Linked DNA regions of Homo sapiens: region 1 is linked to region 2. The links are chromatin contacts, found by Hi-C or POLR2A ChIA-PET in ENCODE. All regions are on one chromosome and are shown on one strand. The core of a region is the stretch at or near the end of the contact, and the rest is flanking DNA. Distances in the headings are between cores, read along the strand shown.

What was found. A loop is a pair of places that touch in the nucleus more often than their neighbours do. ChIA-PET counts read pairs that join two places held with the same protein, here RNA polymerase II (POLR2A). Pooled maps may share reads with other maps.
Region 1: POLR2A ChIA-PET joins it to region 2 with 20 read pairs in BJ. The contact joins two enhancer-like sites. A Hi-C loop is called at or near these places in 1 of 50 pooled maps. POLR2A ChIA-PET finds 5 or more read pairs at or near these places in 4 of 52 experiments (BJ, IMR-90, activated naive CD4-positive, alpha-beta T cell and 1 more).

Annotation. Positions count from the first base shown.
Region 1 is chr4:148,014,054-148,019,857 of GRCh38, reverse strand. All of the region lies in intron 18 of ARHGAP10 (Rho GTPase activating protein 10), which reads right to left. Among named protein-coding and RNA genes, the nearest start is that of MIR4799, 230 kb to the right of the region's middle. Within about 2 kb of position 1,822, at least 6 of the 41 ENCODE cell types and tissues checked have a DNase peak (open chromatin) inside an H3K27ac peak, as active enhancers do; they include endothelial cell of umbilical vein, where a contact is called at or near this core.
Region 2 is chr4:147,968,620-147,974,708 of GRCh38, reverse strand. The region is part of intron 18 of ARHGAP10 (Rho GTPase activating protein 10); the gene reads right to left. Among named protein-coding and RNA genes, the nearest start is that of MIR4799, 190 kb to the right of the region's middle. Within about 2 kb of position 4,784, at least 2 of the 41 ENCODE cell types and tissues checked have a DNase peak (open chromatin) inside an H3K27ac peak, as active enhancers do; they include endothelial cell of umbilical vein, where a contact is called at or near this core.

The DNA of each region.
Region 1 (5,804 bases), core at 573-3,072, 48 kb before region 2:
CATCTGAGACAGCACTATCCTGGCTTTTAAATCTTAACAGCTATGGAAGGTTAGGTTAGACGTTTTTTGTTTTTTGTTTTGTTTTTTTTTTTTTAGGTGGAGTCTCACTCTGTCACCCAGGCTGGAGTGCAATGGCGCGATCTCGGCTCAGCTCGGCTTGGCTAACTGCAACCTCCACCTCCTGGGTTCAAGCGATTCTCCTGCCTCAGCCTCCTGAGTAGCTGGGATTACAGGCACGCACCACCATGCCCAGTTAATTTTTGTATTTTTAGTAGAGATGGGGTTTCACCATGTTGGTTAGGCTGGTCTCTAACTCCTGACCTCGTGATCCGTCCGCCTCTGCCACCTAAAGTGCTGGGATTACAGGTGTGAGCCACCATGCCCATGCCGGGCCAGACTTATTTCTTAACACAGTGTATCTCATTTTCTCATGTGCACAATGAGAACCATAATGCCTGTACTACAGGGATTAAGTGACATAATGTTTATAAAGTGTTCAGTACAGTCCCTGGCACACAGTAGCCAGAAATAAATAGTAGCTATTTGTATTCATAATATAATTGTAACAGCAAATAATTACAAAAATGAATTCAGACCTCATGACTCCACTCAACTGCTATTTTAGAGGGCACTAATTTCTTGGAGTCTTGAATATTCCCCAAATTCAGTGCTCTGAGCCAAGTTATTCTAAAGTGCTCTGGAAAAGGACATCAAGTAACAGGCTAAAGAAAAGTAACAAGTGGAGCACCTTTTCAAAATTCCCAAGTAACCTGGAATCAAACAACTGTTTCCTGTATTTATTTCTGCACTTTAGCACTGAAATTTTGGATATAAATTACTTCCTAATTCATTGAATACATTTAACATTTAACAAACACCTACTAGGTAGCAAGCTTTCTCATAAGCAGTTTAATAATCTCAACAGCCTTTGAGGTAAGTACTGTTCCACACATTTTACAAATAAACAAAGCTCAAAAATTAAACAATTAGCACAAGTCTCCACGGTTTCAAAATGGTAGAGTTGGCATCTGAAGTTGGCTTTCATTCCAAAGTCACTGCTGCCAAACTATAAAAATATTATAGGTTTATGAAACAAACAACATTTAATTCTTAGGGAAAAATACTACCAGCTAGTACTGTCTTATATCTGTTTAGAAAGAGTAAAATGGGGAATAGCTACATAAATTCACCATCCCCTTCTACATGTTCTGAGAATGCATTACCTTTATGTGCATTTACTTTGTCTTCCAGTGCCCCCAGTTCTGAAGCCTTTTTTTTTTTTTTTGTGGATACAAAGCCATGCTCTGATGGTCTCTCTGAAACACCAGGAATGACTTAAAGGGACACTGTTTTTAGATCTACAAGAAGAGGAAATAGTAAAACTGTTTACTTTAAAATTCTGACCTGTGATTTTGGCTATCAAATTCTAGAAGATAAAATGTAGCTTATCTTGTTCTACATTGCCAAGATGTGTATATAATATATACACAAACATAATACTGATTTGCCAATTCTGGAACTACTGCCTGGATGCAAATTCCTCTTAGTGCCCAGGTCTCTTTCTAAGATTGCCCAGCTCTCCCAACTTTCCTGGCATCAAACCTCTCATTGCCTTTGTTCTAAGAGAGATGAACTCATCTTAAGCAATATTGAGAATCAAGAGATTACATCTATTCAAAACTTTTTCCCCACAGGGTGAAAATTTCTTCACAGCACCTACGTATTTACAACATAAGAAAAACTCAAGTCTGACAATCCAATGACAAAAAACACTCCACGCGTAGGCATGCCAGGTAAGGAAGTGCTTGCTTACTCGGGTCTCCTAAGAGTGCCAGCACAAACAGAAGTCTGGCACCGCTGTTCAGAGTGACAGATTCCTCAGACACAACACAATGGATGTTTATGCTCATGGGACTCAGCCATTTATATAAATCCCTCCCCAAGTCCTTCATGCTCTGTTACCAGGGACCACATGTGGAAATGACTACACCACTTCTGCCAGAAATACTTTGCCAATAACAGGATATAAGATGGTCTCTGCAAATTTTGCTTTAGCACACAACTTAAACCTGCTGCATTTGATTGAACTGAATTAATAAATACTTAAGTCCACAGTATCTATCTATGTAATGATATCACACTTCCTCTCCCTGAATTCCTTTACATACACACACATATATATATATATATATATATATATATATAGTTACTGGCTCATAACTGTCACAGCTCTCATTATAATGTTGGGATGCTTTAGGCCTTGGAAGCAGGCCTCAGAAAACAGAATCTCTCTCTGCTCTCCCCAAAGTAGGTATCTTCCCCTGCATTAAAGAGCTGGCCTTCCTGGCTTACCTATTAATTATTTATATTAAAAGAAAAAGTAGCACACAACCTTTGATACAAGTGAGGGGGTATCAGGTACTGTCTATACCTGGTAAACATAGTTTTACTTGTTTAGTTTTGGAATGAATTATTTGATGTATAATGATTTGATGTTGCTTTGACTTAAATTTAATCAGAGATTTTATTTTGGAATCTTCTATTAAAAAAATAAATTCTCTGACCTTCCTTGTCTGACTTTAGGTCGTAAGACCTCCATTTCGGAAGGCATCTCGCTCTATATTCTGGAGGAGGGAATGCTGCACAGAGAGGCCAAGAAGAATCTGAACAGTCAGGCATTGCTGGGTTTCTCTTTCAGTCCATTAGCATTAGATCAGACCCTTTTTGTACAATTATATTTCTGCTTGATGATCAATCATGCCCATCCAATGAAGTCTCCATAAAAGGCGATTCTCCTGCCTCAGCCTCCCGAGTAGCTGGGATTACAGGCATGTACCACCACGCCCAGCTGGTTTTTTTTTTTTTTTTTTTTTTAATAGAGATGAGGTTTCACCATGTTGCCCAGGCTGGTCTTAAACTCCTGGCCTCAAGTGATCTGCCTGCTGCAGCTTCCCAAAGTATGCAATGTCCCTTATAACAAATCAGTAAATGTGTTTGAGCTCTGTGAGCCACTCCAGCAAATTAATCAAAACCAAAGCAGGGGTTGTGGGAACCCCAAGTGGAAGCCAGTCAGAATTTCTGGAGGCCCGGACCTGCGACCAGCATCTGAAAAGGGGGCAGTCTTGGGGACTAAGCCCTCAATCTGTGGCATCTGGCACTACCTCCAGGTAGACGGTGTTGGAACTGAATGGGAGGACACCTAGCTGGTGCTTGCTGCAGAGCTGACTGCTTGCTTGGTGTGTAGGAAAAACCCCCACACATCTGGACACAAAGGTTTTCTGTGTTGATTGTTGTGTTATAAGAACAGAGAAAAAAACAATTTGCATTTTTTCCCTCAATTTTTTTTTTCTTTCAGAGACAAGGTCTTGCTCTAATTGCCCAAGATAGAGCGCAGTGGCACAATCACAGGTCGCTGCAGCCTTGAACTCCTGAGCTCAAGCAATCCTCCTGTCTCAGCCTCTTAAGTAATTAGGACTTTAGGCGCGTGCCACCACAACCAAGTAATTTTTAACGTTTTTGTAGAGACAGGGTCCGTTTTGTTACCCAGGCTAATCTCAAACTCCTGGTCTCAAGTGACCCTCCCACCCCAGCCTCTCAAAGCACTGGGATTACAGGTATGAGTCACTGCATCCAGCTCCAGTAATTCTTTTTTAAAAAGATGTTTCTACTAACATGTTCACTGGTCTTTATTATGATAGAAGATTATGTTTGTATATTCCTATGATCTCAAATAATAACAGTTGCAACTTTTGGGTACTTGCCACATGCCTGACATTATGCCAAGTGCTTGACTTACAAAGATTTGAACCCACTTCCCTCACTCCACTGTACATGTCTTGACCAATGTGTTCCATTGCCTCCAACATCACCCAGTCATACCAAGCCCCATTCACAGTGTGTCCTCTGTGCTGATGTCTTATTTCACAGAACTACACTTATCCATAAGCAGACAGAGGTACTTCCAGAAGACAGCTAGAAATCAACGCAGGCTCTCCTAAGTTAACATAGAAAGGAGGGACAGAAATAAAATGTCCGATCTTCTTTCTAAAAGAGCATAGTTACAAAATGGCCAAATACAACTTTGAGCTTTGGAGTCTACAGGTTTAAGCAAACCCTGATCACCTTGGGGTTGTTTGACTAGGTTCACTCCCAGGCAACCTGAACTTCGACCTACGACTTAACCTCAGAGTAGCTACCACGTGAACAGTACAGAGAGAAAGCAATGAAAACCTTTTCCGACTCTCTGTCCTTGAATCACCATGACTAAATGAGGGTCTTTTCTAGAAAATTTAACTAGAATTGACGACAGGGTCTGACAGTAAAATACCAGTCGGGTTCAGGCTTGAGGCTGGAAATATTCTACAGTTTCACGTTTGTTCTGGTTCACTAAAACTCAGAATCTTGGAGCTGGAAAGTATCCTAGTTATCCCTTAGGCCAAGCCCATTATTTCACAGTTGAGCAAACTGAGGCCCTGTGGTTAAAGATTTGCTCATATTCATACCACTAGTCAGTGGCAGTCAGACCTTACTCCCAGAACAGGCCTCACAGCCAACTGCTACTTCCTATCTTGCCGGCTTTGACCCCTTCTTTCCAACAAAGTACCCCTCATGCATGTACTTCCTCTTCTGGGGAGATTTTGCTGAATAGCTGAAATTCCTCATAGTGATTTCCTATGCATTACAGACGCAAGAGGCTGACATTAGAGCAAATGAAGGGCCCTGTTTGGAGTCCTGCTGCTACCTATCAGTATGAGGCCCTCTCTACCATGTCACAGGAGACTAGAGAAAGGCAGCCAGGAGAAAAGAGAGGGAATAAGGGAACAGGAGATATTTCCCTGCCAGTGGTCACCCATCCCACAGGCTCAGGCCCTGACTCAGCATAAGCTTTTCAAAAAACAACTTCAACTTAGGTTTACAACTAAAACTAAAAGAAGAAAAAAGTACTTTTCTACAATATATCAAATTGGTAGAGTTTCTGTTTTTCTAATTTTGTTTATGTTTTATTTCAGGAAACATTTTTAGACTCCTTTCCCAAGTTCCAGTGGGACATACCATATTGATTTCGGTAGCACTCTATACGCTAAATAGTGATGCATAGCAGACTTTGGTTTTTGCATTAAAGGTTTCAGCATATTGACAATCTTTATCAACCAGACTTTATAAAGTACAACACATTCCAGAACTACCTATTGCACCCATAGCATTTTCAGTGCCACTAACTAGGGATGCAACATCAGTGCCCTGCTTCTTCCAGTGTTTCACAAAGACCAACAGAAGGAATAATAACTTTGATAATACGCTCAGAACCAAATGGCATTAAAGAAATTTTCACTATGTAAACTTTCTCCCCATCTATATCAGGTGAACCTCTCCTGATTAAGCCAAAGCTGCATCACTGTTATGTTCACGGTGTGAACATATATCCCCAATTATAAAATGTTGTTTTCTGGTTTGCAAACCTTTAAAAACACTCCAGGTGCAGTTTTATCAATTTGCACCTGCAAACATTTGGAAAACACAGCATACGATTTCTGAAGTCAGAAGAATACACTTCCCCAAATATAGCTGTAATGTTGACTTTCATAACCCAAATGTCTACAAATACTCTTCGCTGAGTAAAAAGCCAAAGCCTTTTTTGAATGTGTCCTTTGCTCACATGCAAACAAAAAGTTTACATTTCAGTAATAAACGCCTAGACTAACATTAATAAAATATACTCTATGTCAACTATAAGGTATAGTCCATACACAACATTCCTTTTTTTCTCCTCTTCTTCCTCCTTCTTTGATGTTGGTTACAACTTC
Region 2 (6,089 bases), core at 3,535-6,034:
AATACAGGCTAGTACTAGGAAAAAACCTCCTGATCATCAGGAAATCAATGAAACATCAGAGCACACTGAAGTACCACACAAAGCTAAGGTCAACCAAAGCACATTTTACATATCTCATTGAAAATCCAATTAAAACCCTCAATAAGATCAATGTAATCTGAATTGTATTCTTATATTAAGTAATTCTGAGAGTAACATTATATTCCTTACTTTATAAATTGCCAATTTTTCAGTATTAAGACAGATATTAAAAGAAAACCACCCTGATTAATATGATCTTTGATGCTTTTCACAGGCTCTTCAGAATCTTCAAGGGCCCTTAGGAAGTGGGGGGAGATGAGGAGGGAGTCAAATTACAAACAAAAGTTTTTATTACATTATAATGTATAAAATATAAGAATGAGGTATATGAAAATGTTCACAACACCACTAATCATCAGAGAAATGAAAAGCAAAACTACAATGAGATGTCATCTCACCCCAGTTAAAATGGCTTTTATCCAAAAGTCAGGCAATAAAAAATGTTGGCAAGGATGTAGAGAAAAGAGAACCCCTGTACACTCTTGGTGGGAATGTACCCCTATGGAGAATACTTTGGAGGTTCCTCAAAAAACTAAAAATAGAGCTACCATATGATCCAGCAATCCCACTGCTAGGTGTATACCCAAAAGAAAGGAAATCAGTATATCAAAGAGATATCTGCACTCCCATGATTACTGCAGCACTATTCACAATCATCAAGATTTGGAAGCATCCTAAGTGTCTATCAACAGACAAATGGATAAAGAAAATGTGATACTTATACACAGTGGAGTACTATTCAGCCTTAAAAAAGAATGAGATCCTGTCATTTACAATGGCATGGATGGAACTGAAGGTAATTATGTTAAGTGAAATAAGTCAGGCATAGAAAGACAAATTTTACATGTTCTCCCTTATTTGTGGGAGCAAAAAACTGAAACAATTTAACTCATGAAGATAGAGAACAGAATGATGGTTACCAGAGGCTGGGGAGGGTAGTGAGCAGTGGCGGGGGGAGCAGGGATGGTTAATGGGCACAAAAATACAGTTAGATAGAATAAAATTCAGTATTTGATAGCACAACAGGATGACTGAAGTCAACAATAATTTCTTACACATTTAAAAATAACTAAAAGAGTATAACTGGATTGCTTGTAACACAAAGAATGGATAAATGCTTGAGGTGGTGGAGACTCCATTTCCCCTGCTGTGATTATTACCCATGGCATGCCTCTATCAAAATATCTCATGTACCCCATAAATACATACACCAACTATGTACCCACGAAAATTAAAAATAAATAATAGACTCAATCTACACAGACTCAGTGACTCCTGAGAGGGTTCATTCCCTGTTTAAGTTCCTCTAAAGAACTCCCTACCTCAGACATAAGCTAACAGGTCACTAGACTCTGAGGGTGACCAGTGAGCCATGTAAAACTCAGGCACTAGTGGTCCTGCTCTGTCCTTCCCCTCCATGTCTATTCTGGCTTTTCCTCCTGCTTTATTCTTGTCATATGACAAAAACAACAAAAAAAAATTGACACTGAATATCACTCATTCCGAAACACTCATTCACATACATCTTACAAGTTGATCCACACTCTGGCTCTCAACAGAAATGTCACCATTAGGCCAGTCACGGTGGCTCATGCCTGTAATCCCAGCACTTTAGGAAACCAAGGCCGGTGGATCACTTGAGATCAGGAGTTCGAAACCAGCCTGGCCAACATGAAGAAACCCCATCTCTACTAAAAAATACAAAATTAGCCAGGCATGGTGGCACATGCCTGTAATCCCAGCTACTTGGGAGGCTGAGGCAGGAGAATCACTTGGACCCGGTAGGCAGAGATTGCAGTGAGCCAAGACCATGCCACTGCACTCCAGCCTGGGCAACAAGCATGAAACTCCGTCTCAAAAAAAAAAAAGAAATGTCACTGTTGAAAGAGCTCACTCATGCCACTGGTTCATGAGCTCACATCACTAGCCTGTCCTCATACTTGCCCATCTCATGGGACGTATCTGGCATCCTTGACAAGGCCCTAGACAACCCTGACACTAGCACTGACCTGATCCTGCCTGGGTTTCTTCTGGCTCCTCTATTACCCCTAACAGGAAAATCTTGGTGTTTCTCAAGGATATTACTGTCTTCTCCTAGTGATGAAAAGCAAAGGCTTTGGGGGTCAATCTCAGTTCAAACCCAAGCACTTCACTTTTACTAGCTGTGTGCTCATGAGCAAGTTAAGCTCTCACCCCTCACTTCTCTCAGATGTATAAAGAGATAATATACATAAGAATTTTCACCCATACAGGGATACTATTACATATATTTATGCAATGGGAATTTTATGTTTTATATATATATTTTTAAGTGTATGGATACACAAAGAAGCATCCTCATACACTAGAATTACATTAATACCCTTTATAGTAGACCCAAAGCATGTAACATCATGAGCATCCAATAAATATTTTCTTACGCCAATCTCATGTCTTTAACTATACCTTACGTTATACTTTCTACCCCTAAATTCACTCATAAGTTTGAGCACCAAATCTCTGTCTAATGGACTTATCTTGAACAGATAACTACAATTCACCATGTGACAAACTGAACTCATCTTACTCCTCCCCCAAACCCCTTTGTTCCTTCCTTTTATTAGTGACACCCATATTGTCCCAGGATTGAATCTCTATCACACCTTCCCCAAGACCCCTTACAAACCCAGTCCCCGGGTTTTGCCTATTCCACCTCACCAAATGATGCTGTCCACCCTGGAACTCCCCATTCTCACTCCCATGCCCTTCGACTATGCCAAATAACCTCTCTCCTAGCCTTTCATTCCTCTACTTCCTACTGCAAATCCTGCTGTCAGATTAAGTTTTGTGAAGCAGTTTACTTGAAAACTATGAGTGGCCCCAGTACCTATAAAAGTAAATGCAAAAGTCCTAAAGCGGCATTCTCAACCTCCCACACCTGGCCCGAATCTCTTTCCAATCTCATCTCCTGCCATTTGCCCATGTTCCAACAAGAGCTGCATTCCCAGAACACGTACCTCCTCTCTGTGTTTCTCTGATTACATGGTCTCCCATACCCGAAATGTCCTCTTAAAACATCTCCACCTGTTCAAACTCCATTATAAAACTGATTCAAAACACTTACTGGGGAAACTTTCCAGATTCCCTGCAGCTGAACATAAACTCTCCTCTGAAGTCTCCGCCACTTTCTCGCTCATTCTCTCTCTGTCTCTCTCTCAAAGCGCTTATTCTCTGCCATATCTTGTAGCTACTTTTGGACATTTCTTCTTTCCCCTACTGGACTGTCTTTACTTCCCCCAAATCTCACACCATGAATGACTCACAGCAGGCACTGGGGGAAAAAATGCACCAAATTAATGCATAACAAGTATACTCTGTTAAGAACAGAACTTATGCAAAACTCACAAATCCTAAGGCACAACCCCAATTTGAAAATCCTTGAAAAGTTCACAGCACCCTTTGCCACCTGGGAAATAAAATTTTCTCGTTAACAAAGGAAGAAAGACCTTAATAATATTTTGGCCCAGGAACTCTTTTTTTTTTTTTTTTTTTTTTGAGACAGAGTCTCGCTCTTGTCACCCAGGCTGGTGTGCAGTGGCGCAATCTCAGCTCACTGCAACCTCCACCTCCTGGGTTCAAGCAATTCTTCTGCCTCAGCCTCCTGAATAGCTGGGATTACAGGTGCCCGCCACCACGCCTGGCTAATTCTTGTACTTTCTTTTAAGTAGAGATGGGGTTTTGCCATGTTGGCCAGGCTGGTCTCGAACTCCTGACCTCAGGTGATCTGCCCGCCTTGGCCTCCCGAAGTGCTGAGATTACAGGCATGAGCCACCATGCTCAGTCTACATCTTTATTATGTGTAAATAAAGCTAAAACATATGGATTAAGTTTCCTATAAAGTATACACAGATTTATAAAAACAGCAAGGAGGCTAGGAAAAATTGTCATCTCCAAAGCAGATTAACTAGGAGCCTTTTTCTAACTCCGAAATTCATCTAGAGCAATCTTGCTTTAATTACATGTTGAAGTTTCCTCTTTGCTTTAGTGACTTTCCTGGAGTCAACATTTTTCACATTCTTAGGGAGGAAAAACAAATAACTGAGGAAAAGAAAATGACTTCCTTCTCGCCATTTTTCGCCTGTCAGAGCCACTGTCAGTGACACACATAGGCCTCTTCCTTTCCTCCCCAGTTTAACCTTCCTTTTTTGCACCCTCCCCCCACCGCCATCCATTACTGTAATGTTTTCCTTTCTCAGACTACTCTTTTCAACTTTTCCTGTCCTTACTCCCTCTCTCGTTTTCATCTTGTCCTGAAACACTAAGAGGGACTAGATCCTTCCCTCCCCACTCTACAGTCAAATGTTAGGATCCTCTGAAGGGTATACTTAGGTCAGCTGCCAGGGAAACCCGTGGCTAACATAGATCCACGCATCCATATGAAGTTTTCCTGCACAAGCACCCTTGTCAGCAAAAATATTCTTCCTCATAGCAGAGCCTGGACTCTGCAGTGAAGTCCAACTGAGCAGGAACAAAGAGCCAGGAGTGGGAGTAGAAGTGTTCAAAGATGAAATGGGAGAGACAAGGCGAGGTAATGGGGAAATTTAGGTTCTCAGAACTGTTAACTAATCCAAACTGACATCCCCCATCTCCAACCCTCCAACCCTGCCACACAACCCTGCTTCCAACCCTAAACCCAAGCACACAGTGAAGAATCTGAAACTCGATGTCCATTGCTCCCTTCTGAATAGAAAGCCTGAGAGCACTTAATTAACGTTGGTTGTGCATTCATAGAACTATCTAGCCACAGAAAGGAAGAGAAGGAAAACCGAAAGACCTCTGCTTAGCTCTATAAAGCTCTGAAAGCGAGGCCACTTTCGTCTGCTGTAACTATTGTAACAGGCTTGCCGACGCTACTGGAAAATTCCTGTAAGATTTATTAACAAGGTGAAAGCAGCACTATCTACTTCCCAGCAGACAAATCATGTACTTATCTCCCCAGCTTCAAAAAGGGAAGAAAACAGGCAGTTGCAGCATGAAATGGAGATCCTTTTATCCAAGAGCAAGACCCAGAGCCAGTATTTTCACAAATAAATTGCATAAAGGTTTCCTAATTAGGATTTAATCAAATGATTGTTGAGCTACTGTAACATTGTCTCAAAGCTTGTAGTCTAATTATTTTTCTTTCTAAAAATGAACAGTAGCCATCTTTCCATGAGCTGTCTGGATGGCTTAGTGCACACTAATGAGGCTTAATAACAGTTTGACAGGATCATAAAAGGAGGCATAAATTCACCACCACTGGCAAAAAAAAAAAAAAAAAAAAAGGCAAAACAAAACTTCTCACATCCATAAACAAGCTGCTTTTACCATAATGGTAAAGAAAATCCCCAATCAGCTTTCAAGCTTATCTTTTCCATGAGAACCCAACATTAGCAACAAGCTAGAACTGCTCCAGCAAACAGCCAATGCAACAAGTACCCAAGAAATACTCTTGCTATGCCTTCCCCAAAGGGACTACATTTCTGTTTGCCTGTCTCTTTCCCAGTCCTTCAACCCCCTCAAAATGTATTGAATTCATTATTTCACTCCATAAGTATTAACACCTAATATGTACCAGGTATTACTATAAGTGGACAAAAAGATCTCTGGCCTCAAGGATCTTAGCAGAGAGAAACAGACAAGAAAATAAGTTATGTAACATATTAGACTGGGGTACGTTTATAGGATCCGAGTCCCAAAACATGGCTTCCGCCCCCAGATGACGACCTGCTTTCCCACAGGAGCTGGAATATTCATCTGCACATCCGGCACCTACTACATGTCTGGCATATGATGCAATCTCAATTTAAAAAAATCTTTTTAATAAACAAATGAGTGACCAAGCATTCTAACAGTTTTCAAGCTCCCCATCTTAGAGGCAGAAGTCAGGAATGTTATTAGCAAAGTGCTCATCTACAGGTGACTGAAGAAAAAAAAATCTAAAAGTTCTTGAAAGAAAATAATGTGGTATTTAAAATCATGTTTTCCCT